3 separate regions of the Mus musculus genome follow, and all the other regions are linked to region 3. A link is a contact called in ENCODE Hi-C or POLR2A ChIA-PET data. All regions are on one chromosome and are shown on one strand. The core of a region is the stretch at or near the end of the contact, and the rest is flanking DNA. Distances in the headings are between cores, read along the strand shown. Region 1 has its middle 51 kb from the start of Gm8075. Region 2 holds the start of Snapc1 (small nuclear RNA activating complex, polypeptide 1). Region 3 holds the start of Hif1a (hypoxia inducible factor 1, alpha subunit).

Region 1 (3,357 bases), core at 642-3,141, 61 kb after region 3:
GGACATTAAGTCTCTCTCCTGTGCTTTAACCCTTTTCAAGGAGGAAACGTTTCCCCAGAGGACCTTATCAGATTTTTCCTGAGGTCTCAGTGACACAGCTCTTTTCTACTTGCATATCAATGGCTGAGGGTGCAAGGGACCAAGGACTGGATGTAGTGGCTGCCTTGGATTAATTACGACAAATTCTTGAGGATAGACAAATAAACTCGGAGTCCTGTCATCAAGAAGGATCTGAAAATAGCCACTGCAATGCCTCTCTCCTGTAGGTGCAAGAGTGAAGAGCACCCACCACTGCGTTTTGGACAGAGGAGCTTGTTGGGAAAGTCTGTGAGAGGTACAGGAGCCATAGGTTAGGAAGAGGCAAAGAGGCCAGTTTGCAGCGGGTTGAAGAAGGCTGGAGACTACTTTTCAAATAAGTGTCTGTTGAGTACGTAGTGTCAATCCCTTGTTGAAAGAGTTTCTGATAAATGGAGAGGAGCTATCTAGGACCGAAGGGGCCAAGAAACGAAAAGCTGAGCTAGAAAGTTCAAACACAGAAGACAAACTTTACCCAATTTGCCGTTGGGAGGAAAAAAAAACAACCCTCTTTGGGGCAATAATTTTGTAGGATGACTTTCTCCACTTTGGATTTTCATCGTTGGTCTTGGCTGCAGACTGTAATTTTTAGTAGTCTGAGTCGGCAGTAAGAGAGAGGAGGCTGTATTTGAAGTGCAAATAACGCCTGCCTATTCCAACTGTGTACAGTTCCGGGAGAAATGTGATTAAAAGGTTTCCACAAAGCACTTCAGTTACATTAGCTGGAAGGGATTCAATTTTGAACTCCTTCCAAGATTTTTTTTTTAAATGAGGGATTATATATTTCATTAAAAAAAAATAAGGATAAGGTGGAAGGCAGGTGAAGTGTCTAATTGAATAAAAGCAATAGGTTTTCCACTAAAGCCATGTACTCTAAGTTTTCACTGGTGTTCAAGAACAGCCTTCGTGTGCTTCTGAACACATCTTCTGTCCGTTGCCTGTGGCTGGGTGGAGTGGAGGATGGCCTGGTCTTCCGGAGCAATCACCTTGAGGACAGATGTAATCAGCTACTGTCTTGCCTGATGAATTGTCTCATACGCTGTTCTGGCCACCAGAGTCTTAGCTCTTGAGTTTAAGGAAACACAAAGCAGTAGGAGAAAGGTTGTGACTTGCAGCTGAAAAGTCCCTATCGGAGTCATCTGAAGGCAACCATGACCTCTTTCCGGTTTGCGAAGCAATCTGGAAGCACGCATTTTCGGGAAAGAATCTTAAGTACAGAGAAGCTAAATACAGGGTAATTCCGTCTGACTCTATCTGGCTGGCGCCTTTTTTTGAGCTGCTTTACCCAGTTTGGAACAGAATTCCCTCTGGGCTTTACCAGTTTAGAAACAGTATCAGCGATGGAGGATTTCAGCAATCCTCTGATTCATATGAGAAAACAGAGATCTACTAATCCCTGTCGGATATACACAGCCTCGGCTTGCTCTACTAGAACTGCACTTTCACAATATCTTAGTAATTAAAAAAAAAAAAACCTAAACAAAAATAATCTCCAAACCCTTTGTATCTGGGTTGTCAACACTCCCTTTATTTTCAAGAGCTTAAAATAGCATTAAAGCCTGGGTTGACCTTGCAGCTTCTCTGGGCAGCAATTAGGCTGCCGACTCAGTAGCATTCTCTGTGTACGCAACTGCCGAAGGGACGTTAAATTGCATTTTGCTTATTTAGTGGTTTGAATAGGAAATGTTCCCCCACAGGCTCTGGTGTTTGAACACTTGGTTCCCACCTGTCGGCTCGGATTCGAAAAGCCAAGGAATCATTAGAAGGTGGAGCTTTGCTGCCGGAAGTGAGTCACTAAGGGAGGGTTTTGAGGTCTGGTAGCCACACCCCTCCCTCGGTCCACTGTCTCCTGACCAGAATGTGACCTGTTGTCTCATGCTCCTGAGGTGACTCCATTATTGCCAGTATATAGCTTGTAATCTGGAATACACATCTCTCTCTTACGTTGATTCTGATAAGGTATTTCATGATAGCAAGTTCAAGAGCATTTTATCTGGTTCTTTTACTTTCAGGGCAAGTTAGACATCGTGCCAATGAGGACTTTGAGGACTTTCAGGTTCAAGCAACATAGACTATTTCAAGAAGCAAATTATATATATATATATATATATATATATATATATATATATGTGTGTGTGTGTGTGTGTGTGTGTGTGTGTGTGTGTGTGTGTAGTGCCCATATAAATAAAAATCGATGGGAATCTTGCCATATAATTAGTTTTATAAATGTGTAATGTCATTGTTGCTGAGTGGCAGACACTCTGGATAGCCAGCACTAGGAACTGTGTGTAGTCCCGTTCCCCACACCATTTATCACCGGCAAGGATTTGTTCAGTATCCTCTTTGTACCTCTCGATTCTAATTTATAGCCTTGGGAAAAATAATCTATTAGACAGAGTTGGCCATATAGCCATTGCTCTAGCAGCAAAGGAAGGAGGAACAGAGACCGTGTACCTGGAAGAGTCAGTTTCCACAGGAGATGGTTTTACTAGGATGCAGAGCTAGGATGGATGGACAACCAGGAAAGACAGGTGTTGGCTATAGAGACTTCATTTAGTGTTTTTACTATTCTTTATAGTTTTTTTCAGAAGGCATATGTTAAAAAGTTGCAAAATCCAAAAGAGCAGAACATTATATGTATGTATGTGTGTGATATCTATATAGATATCTATATATAGATATAAACCCCTCAAGTGTTTCTCTGGACCCTCAGCCATCCATGGTTGAGCATTTACTATCATTAGTATTAACTTGCCCTTCCCGTAGGAAGATTTTATTCTCTCACGCTGTGTAGTCAGGTTTGGCTATGTGCTCAGTAGACAGTAATGATATGTAAGTATAAGTGGCTACATTATTCCTGGGCAGTTAAATACAACATTATGTTTTTTCTCTTTCCTTATGTGTTGTCAAATGACAACATTTCAAAAAATGACAGCCTAGGTTCCAGGGTGTATGAAATAGTTCACATTTGCCCAGGGCCTGTGATTTCTGTGATGCTTTTGGCTTAGAAGGCTGCCTCTTATCCTCTTGTGGACCCAACAACAATAGTTTTTCTTTTTCTTTTTTGTCCTCTGCCACTAATGAAGAGAAGTAACCAGAACTCAGAAGGCAAAGGAGAGGAACACTGGGATACCTATTACCTTTAACCTTTCCTTCTCAGGTTGTCACGGGACAGGGGTATTCCTCTGTCAAAGATCTCCAGTTCTTGCTGAGTGATGCCTCCCCTTATTTCCTGTTCACTGATGTTGGCTATCCTCACCTTCATCCGCACCTTTATAACTA
Region 2 (3,404 bases), core at 647-3,146, 57 kb before region 3:
ATTTTCTTTCTTTTTATTTTTTTTGTTTTTGTTTTTTTCAAGACAAGGTTTCTGTATAGCCCTGGCTGTCCTGGAACTCACTCTGTAGACCAGGCTGGCCTCGAACTCAGAAATCCGCCTGCCTCTGCCTCCCAAGTGCTGGGATTAAAGGGGTGCGTCACCACGCCCGGCTATAAGCTTCAATTTTCTAATCTCTAAAACATGGAACACTTATACCAGCTTTTCAGAGCTCTAAGTTAAGTATATTAGATAATGAATCCATTACAGTTAGCTACATAAAATATCAGTTGTACAATAAATAATTTTTGTTGTTATTTGGGGTTTTGAGACAGTGTCTCCTGCAGAATTCTCTTTGTAGCTAGGATGGCCTTGTACTCCTGGCCTTGATTCTCCCCACATTCTGGGCATTCTCCCCACATTCTGGGCATTCTCCCCACATTCTGGGCTTAGAGGAGTGCTGCCCCAGAGCAGGTTAATTTCATCACCTGTAGTAATTTACACCTTAATTTGTAATAACTGACAATCTACATAATAGTCTAAATCAATAATATAAAAAGTTCTATTTTATTCAACAAAAGATCTATTAAGATTCCATTCAATCATTTACCCTTTTCAAGAATTTATATGGTATGGTAATTAATACAAACACCGTATTCAAACGTGGGCAAGGTGGTGAATGCCTGACCTTAGAAGGAAGAGTCAGGCAGATCTCAAGGCCAGTCTGGTATAACGGCAAGTTTCAGGCCAGCCAAAGCTACACACAATGAGGGCAAGTCTCAAAAACAAGTAAGGAATACCACATTAATCACATGGCTGTTCTCACTAAGTTCAGTCTAAGGGAGAAATCAAAGAGTAGTAATAACTCTGAACATTAATTTCACACGTCGAACCAGCTAATATATTGATTCATTTAATTCCCACACTATCATGATCTAGTTTACAGACAAAAAGGGTTGTCTCAGATCTGGGGGAGGGGGACTGGAGAGCTGTATTCAAATCCTGATGCCCAAGACCCATCATCTCCACTCTTCACCGTTATCCAAGACTGCGTCTCTAATTATGAAATATACTCTAGACGGTGAGATAAGCCCTTCGTGCTGGGGGTAGACAGAACTCGAGCCTCTCACTTAGTCCCGAAGGCCAAAAGAATTCCCTAAAGAACTGTCATTTGGGTTCAAAAATGACTGACGAAGTGGACAAGCAAAAGGAGATGGAAAATTCCCAGGCTAGGAAACGCCAGTGGAGTACCAAAAGCAACTCGAGCCAAGAGAGTGAGTGCAAGGTGTGGGCACTGGAGATGAGGCTGGGGACAGAGGTAAAGGCAGCTACTGGCTTGAATCTAGGCTTTATCCAACTAAAGGCGATACACAGAGATTCAAACCTGCACTTGCAACGTCAGTTGTTGCATGCTAAATGAATTCGTTCGTAGAGGACCCTGTGTCGGTGGGAATACTTTGTTTCTAACCGCGGATTCATTCGGCAATCAAGATTGGAGGAGGTTTGGCCTCGGATGGAGGCGGTGGAGATGCAGAGGGCCGAGCCAGCAGAGTGCAAGGGCGACCCACGGAAACCGCCAAGGCGGAGGTCGGGGATGCAGGCTGCGTTCCCCACAGGAGAGACAGGGTAGGAGGACGAGGCACACCCACCAGAAGATGGTCGCGAACTTCATGCTGCGCCAGAGCTCCGTGAAGTCCTCGAAGCGCACGCTGTCCATCTCTTGGAAGCGGCTGAGCAGCGTCTCGTAGTCAGTCTGCAGGCCCGGAGGGATCCCCACGCCTTCAACAGTTCCAGCGCCCGTGGGACGGGTCCCGGCGCCCGCAGGAGTCCCCATGCTCACTCTCTCCCGGACCCGGCTTCCCCAATGCCCAGAAGGCCCTGTAGCACCGCCCCAGTCACGTCACATCACGTACGCGCACTCCGTGACGTACTATCCGGGACCTCAAGCCCCGCCTTCATCCGGGTCTTACCTGGCGCCTGTGGCGCTTCTTGCGCGTGCGTAAATGCAAGGTGATTTTAGTCTAGGAAGCCGAACTTGGTGTGATACACGCCTTTAATTTCAGTGCTTGAGAGGCAGAGACAGGAGGATTTCTGTGATTTACAAGCCTGTCCGGTGTATGCAGCGAGTTTCAGGTCTACATAGAGAGACCCTCTAAATAAATAAATAAATAAGACCTTCAAATTAGATAAGTAGGTAGATAAAACAATAGTAGTGCCTGCTAACTATTAATCAATAGGACATGAAGACTCGATTTCTCTCTCTCTCTCTCTCTCTCTCTCTCTCTCTCTCTCTCTCTCTCTCTCTCTCTCTCTCTCCCTCCCTCCCTCCCTCCCTCCCTCCCTCCCTCTCTCTCTCTCTCTCTTTCTTTCTTTCTTCTTTTTTTTTTTTTTTCCGAGAAAGGGTTTTCTGTATATCCCTGGCTGTCCTGAAACTCATTCTGTAGATCAGGCTGGCCTAAAACTCAGAAATCCGCCTGCCTCTGCCTCAACTAACAGCCCCCAAAAGGATTTGAGGTCTTCATTGCCTCCTGACTTATGTAAACTACACTTAGCCTGCCAGTCTTCTTTAAAGTGACTCTACAGTAGCAACCACCCTAACCTCCCTCCACGTGGGAAGATGATCTAAAGAGAACTTGTTAGGGAAGGAACTCCCGTGGTTCTTCCTCATTGCCAAGATCCCCTACAGTCTATGCTTACTTGAGTGATTAATTTGTGGCTCTCCAAGTAATATGCAACCACTCTGGGCAGCAGTTGCTGTTTCCTACCGTTGTTGCCTCTGACAATCTAGCACACTGTCTGATATACTGTTTGGCTAAAGTAGCTCTCTAGAAATCCCACTTTTTAGCTTCTCCCAGGGGCTTGTTACGGGTTAGCATTCTGTATTTGAACTGTATTTCTGTTTTGAAGGCACACTAATCTTTAGAAAAGGTATTCTGGGATGTGCTTGTATGGATGCATTTATTTTATTGTTTGTAATGGTTTGTTTGTGTGTGTGTGTGTGTGTGTTTTCATGAACACACCTCCTGGCCCATGTGGAGGCCAGAAGTTGATGTCCAGTGTGTATACATATATTTTAGTTGTAGTGGGTTTTTTGGTTTGTTTTGGGTTTTTTTTTGTTTTTTTGAGACAGGGTTTCTCTGTATAGCCTTGGCTGTCCTGGAACTCACTTTGTAGACCAGGCTGGCCTCGAACTCAGAAATCCGCCTTCCTCTGCCTCCCAAGTGCAGAATTAAAGGCGTTTGCCACCACGCCCAGCTATAGTTGATTTTTAATTTTATGAAAATAGAATTGCAATCTACAACTCATATTCTTCAAAATATTTTTAAACATTCAAGATGTATCTGTGCTGCTATTTGCAGCCATAGTTCCTATTTTCACTGTTGAATTAACACTAATACTTTGTTGAA
Region 3 (3,600 bases), core at 224-2,723:
AACAGCAAATTAAGCCAGCCTTGTAACCACAGCTCTTACTACAAACCTTCAACTCCTTAAACTGATTTTCTCAAGGTTAAAATATCGAAGTAGACAAAATTGTGTGCTGGCGGCAGGGGTCGATCTTACCACCACTAGCTGTACTCAATTCTAAAATGTTCTCCTTAGACTCAAACCACAAGATGTTTCATAAACTTACACTGAATTCTCATGGAAGATTTCACACTTCAGATGTATGGTTTTTGGAAACAATTCTTTTCAGGTGTTCCAATAAATTTTCAGTATTTTAACCGACGGCTTTCATCATATATAGCCCCCACTCCATGAAATTACCGGCCTAAATTTAACCAAAACTATCCGTAAGTTATTTTCAGGAGTGAACGAGGCAGCCACATATTGATACATAACGTCTGGGCTCTCCTGACAGGTGATGCAAACACAAGTTTGTAGAAATTGGAAGTTGTTTACAATGATGCCATTTTCCTAAATTCCCGTTACTCTGATGGAGGCAAGTTTTTCCAGATTACAACCAAACCCGCACGTGCAAACTAGAAAGTTAGCGTCTTCGGGCCCCCAGAAGAAACTCCCTAACCTACAAAGGCAACGGCGGCCGCGGCGCAGCGAGGCGGCTCGGGGGAGCCCCGGGTCGGCCTCGGAGGGCCTCGACCCCAGGAAGCTGGCAGCGCGCACAGGGTCCGCCCGGGGCCCGCTGCTCGCGGCTAACGCGGAGGACGGGGAGGGAAGGCGCGGGAGCTAGAGGCGTACTCGGCCCTGGCCGGCTCGGCCGGATGGGCGCGCGGGGCAGGCTGGGCTGCGACGGCGCGGGGCGGGTGTCCGGGGCGGAGACCCCAGCCCCGCCGAGCGCAGGGCCCGCGACTCCCACCCCCAGCGCCAAGATGGCGACGTGGACCGCGGGGGAGCCCGGCGCGTGAGGCTGGGGGGGACGGAAGGGGAGCGGAGACAAAAAAAAAAAAAAAAAAAAAGCCAGTCCACGGAACGCGGCGGCCCGGCTTACTTTTTCTTCTCGTTCTCGCCGCCGGCGCCCTCCATGGCGAATCGGTGCCCGCGTTGTCTTCCCGGCCGGCGGCCCCCGGGCTCGCTCGGGCCTAAACGCCGGCTCTGTCCGCGCGCGCGGAGAAAGAGACAAGTCCAGAGGCGGGGTGGGAGGCGGGACGCCCCCCGGGACGGCGAGGCGGGAGCTGCAGGCTGCGCTCGCTGAGCTCCGGCTCGGGTTCCTAGGCGCTCCTCCGGCTAGCTTGTCAAGGCCTGGCTAGACACTGCCCGCGACGGCGGCGAGGACAGTCCTCGCGTCCCCTCAGCCGAGGAGGCTCTGTGCACTGAGGCGCTGAAGCAGCGGCAGGGGGCGGGCAAGGGCGGAGGCGCGCTCGGGCGCGCGGCGAGGGGAGGGAAAAGCCGAGGGGTGCGCGCGCCCGCTCAGCACCCAACGCGCGCGCCCGCGGGCCCGCCTCACCTGAGCGGAGGCGGGTTCCCGGAGAGCCAATGGTGAAGGACGCAGGCGGCCAGGCCCCACCCCAGCCCACGTTGCTCTCAGCCAATCAGGAGGAGGTCAGCTGAGCCCCAGCTGGGACGAGCTGCCCCGCTCACGTGCTTGTCTGTGTGCAGCTAGGGAGGGAAGAAAAAGGGGCGAGCGACGGGTGCGGCTGAGCCCAGGTCTGGGGGTGGGGGGGTCTCTGCACCTTCAATGGAAAGCTGCGTCTGGCTTTGGGAGGCGCTGCTGGAGCGAGTGGGCTGCCAAGCTTGGGTCCGAGCCTGGCTCGCACCGCCCCGGCTCTCTATAGAGTTCTCTGAGGCTCGCTTACTCCTTAGCTGCGTGGCTGGACCCGGTCGCCGCCCATCCCGCCCGAGTTTCCAGTTGAAAAAAAAAAAGCCAACTTTGCGTTCTGGCAGCCAGCCCCCCTGATGTTAGAGTGGGGTCCCTCCTTCCCAGGTGACCGACACCACTCAGTCTCCAGTCTCCGCTCTTTGCTACACAACAAGGGAAGTCTCCAAGTGATTAAGATTTTCTGGGCCAAAGTTTGACTACTGAGCAAATGCAGATAAAAATATAAAACAAATCCGTCTTGCCAAACCTCTCAAGGGGAGGGAAGTTGCAGGGCCATTTAAAAATAAACTATCTTAAGCATTTACAAATAAACAACAGCTTCAATAAGTGAGAGCACAAGCCTGAATTTGACAAGACAGGAAAAGGCATTGAATAGACTTATTTTGCTTTCATGTTGCTTTAAAAACTGACAAAGATCATCTTAAATGGATGCAGAAAAGGTGCAAGAATTGTTTCAGACTGAGTTTAGTTCACTGTTTAGACTGAAAGAAGAACAAGTCCTTCAACCTACAGACCTTGACAGGACTGCTCACCGGCTATGCTGGGAGCTATGGATTAAAGCCATCATTTTTAGTCGGTCTTTGGAAGCATAAATGTTAGGTCTGTGGGTATGGTGTGTGTTTGTTTTAAAAGTATTCCAAGCCCAACAAAGGAACACTTCGTGCCCGTGTGTGTACACACACACACACACACACACACACACACACACACACGTGTTATAGACACAACTGAGTCTGAATCTGGGGTCTCTGAAACTGACCTGACACTAGACTGTTTAGTATCTCTTCTTTGCCTTGTTAGTACATTGTTACAATCTAACTTTGGGTTGTATAATAATGTAGATATCTATGGTACATTTAAATTGCATTCAAATCCAAAAACAATGCCCTCTAGAAATACACATAATGTCCAGGTCTAATAAGACAATAAACAATGCATGAAGCAACTCAATACTCATAAAGATATGATTACAGCTGGAGATTTAGCTCGGTAGTAGAGGAGTGGTCTAGCATGCACAAGGCCCTGGCTTCAAAAAAGAAGTTAGGACTATATAAATAGATTTGAGCACTATTTTTGTTTGAAATCTAGAACATACCTCTGAAAGAGCTACAGGGTATATATAAAAAGAGTAAAAGACCAAAACTAATTACTTGTTTTTCATTTTGTTTTGTTTTTAATCATGGAAATATATATACATATACATACATACATATATATATGTATATGTGTGTATATATATACATATATTTGTGTGTATATATATATACATATATATATATTACACATATGTAGTGTAACACCCTGAAAGTACAGTGTTAAGAACAATGGCTGCAGAATTCAGAGTGAGCTCGGTTGTAAGCACCAGTGCCAGTCATTTAACCTCTCTGTGCCTCAGTTTATTCATCTGTAAAATGGAGAAGATGGTACTTACGCTGCAGCACTACTGATGGTTATAAAACAGAAAAATCACTTGAAACCACATAGGGCAATAGGAAGCCATCATTAAATGCTGTGGAGTATTGTTCTTGTTATCCCCAAATTCATGCTAGTGGCAGTTGGTCATGCCTCTGTAGACTGACCAGTTTCAACTGTTTAAGTGCCAGTGGTGTTAGTGTGAATGCTTACAGACTCCCTTTTTTCCCGACATTGTAACTTCCCAGAATGTTTGCATCTCCATAAATGAGGGCAGTTACTGAAAGCACCAATTGTTCTTGTCTTATAACTTAAGCAGTTCTCGCTGGTCAGGGATCACAGCT

The links. Hi-C counts contacts between places; a loop is a spot of excess contacts on that map. ChIA-PET counts read pairs that join two places held with the same protein, here RNA polymerase II (POLR2A).
Region 1: a map of heart shows a loop between it and region 3 (2.2-fold over the local background). The contact joins the enhancer-like site here to the promoter of Hif1a in region 3. A Hi-C loop is called at or near these places in 3 of 37 maps with a recorded cell type or tissue (T-helper 1 cell, T-helper 17 cell and heart). POLR2A ChIA-PET finds 5 or more read pairs at or near these places in 3 of 5 experiments (Patski and embryonic stem cell).
Region 2: a map of gastrocnemius shows a loop between it and region 3 (2.8-fold over the local background). The contact joins the promoter of Snapc1 here to the promoter of Hif1a in region 3. A Hi-C loop is called at or near these places in 2 of 37 maps with a recorded cell type or tissue (gastrocnemius and heart). POLR2A ChIA-PET finds 5 or more read pairs at or near these places in 4 of 5 experiments (Patski and embryonic stem cell).

What each region holds. Positions count from the first base shown.
Region 1 is chr12:73,845,370-73,848,726 of GRCm38, reverse strand. No RefSeq gene overlaps it. Among named protein-coding and RNA genes, the nearest start is that of Gm8075, 51 kb to the right of the region's middle. Within about 2 kb of position 1,891, at least 1 of the 3 ENCODE cell types and tissues checked has a DNase peak (open chromatin) inside an H3K27ac peak, as active enhancers do; it is heart, where a contact is called at or near this core.
Region 2 is chr12:73,962,989-73,966,392 of GRCm38, reverse strand. It overlaps Snapc1 (small nuclear RNA activating complex, polypeptide 1), which reads right to left and starts at 1,896. Exons shown (of 10, transcript NM_178392.5): 1 at 1,647-1,896. The coding sequence starts at 1,831.
Region 3 is chr12:73,905,740-73,909,339 of GRCm38, reverse strand. Hif1a (hypoxia inducible factor 1, alpha subunit) reads right to left here and starts at 1,473. Exons shown (of 15, transcript NM_010431.2): 1 at 1,016-1,473. The coding sequence starts at 1,050.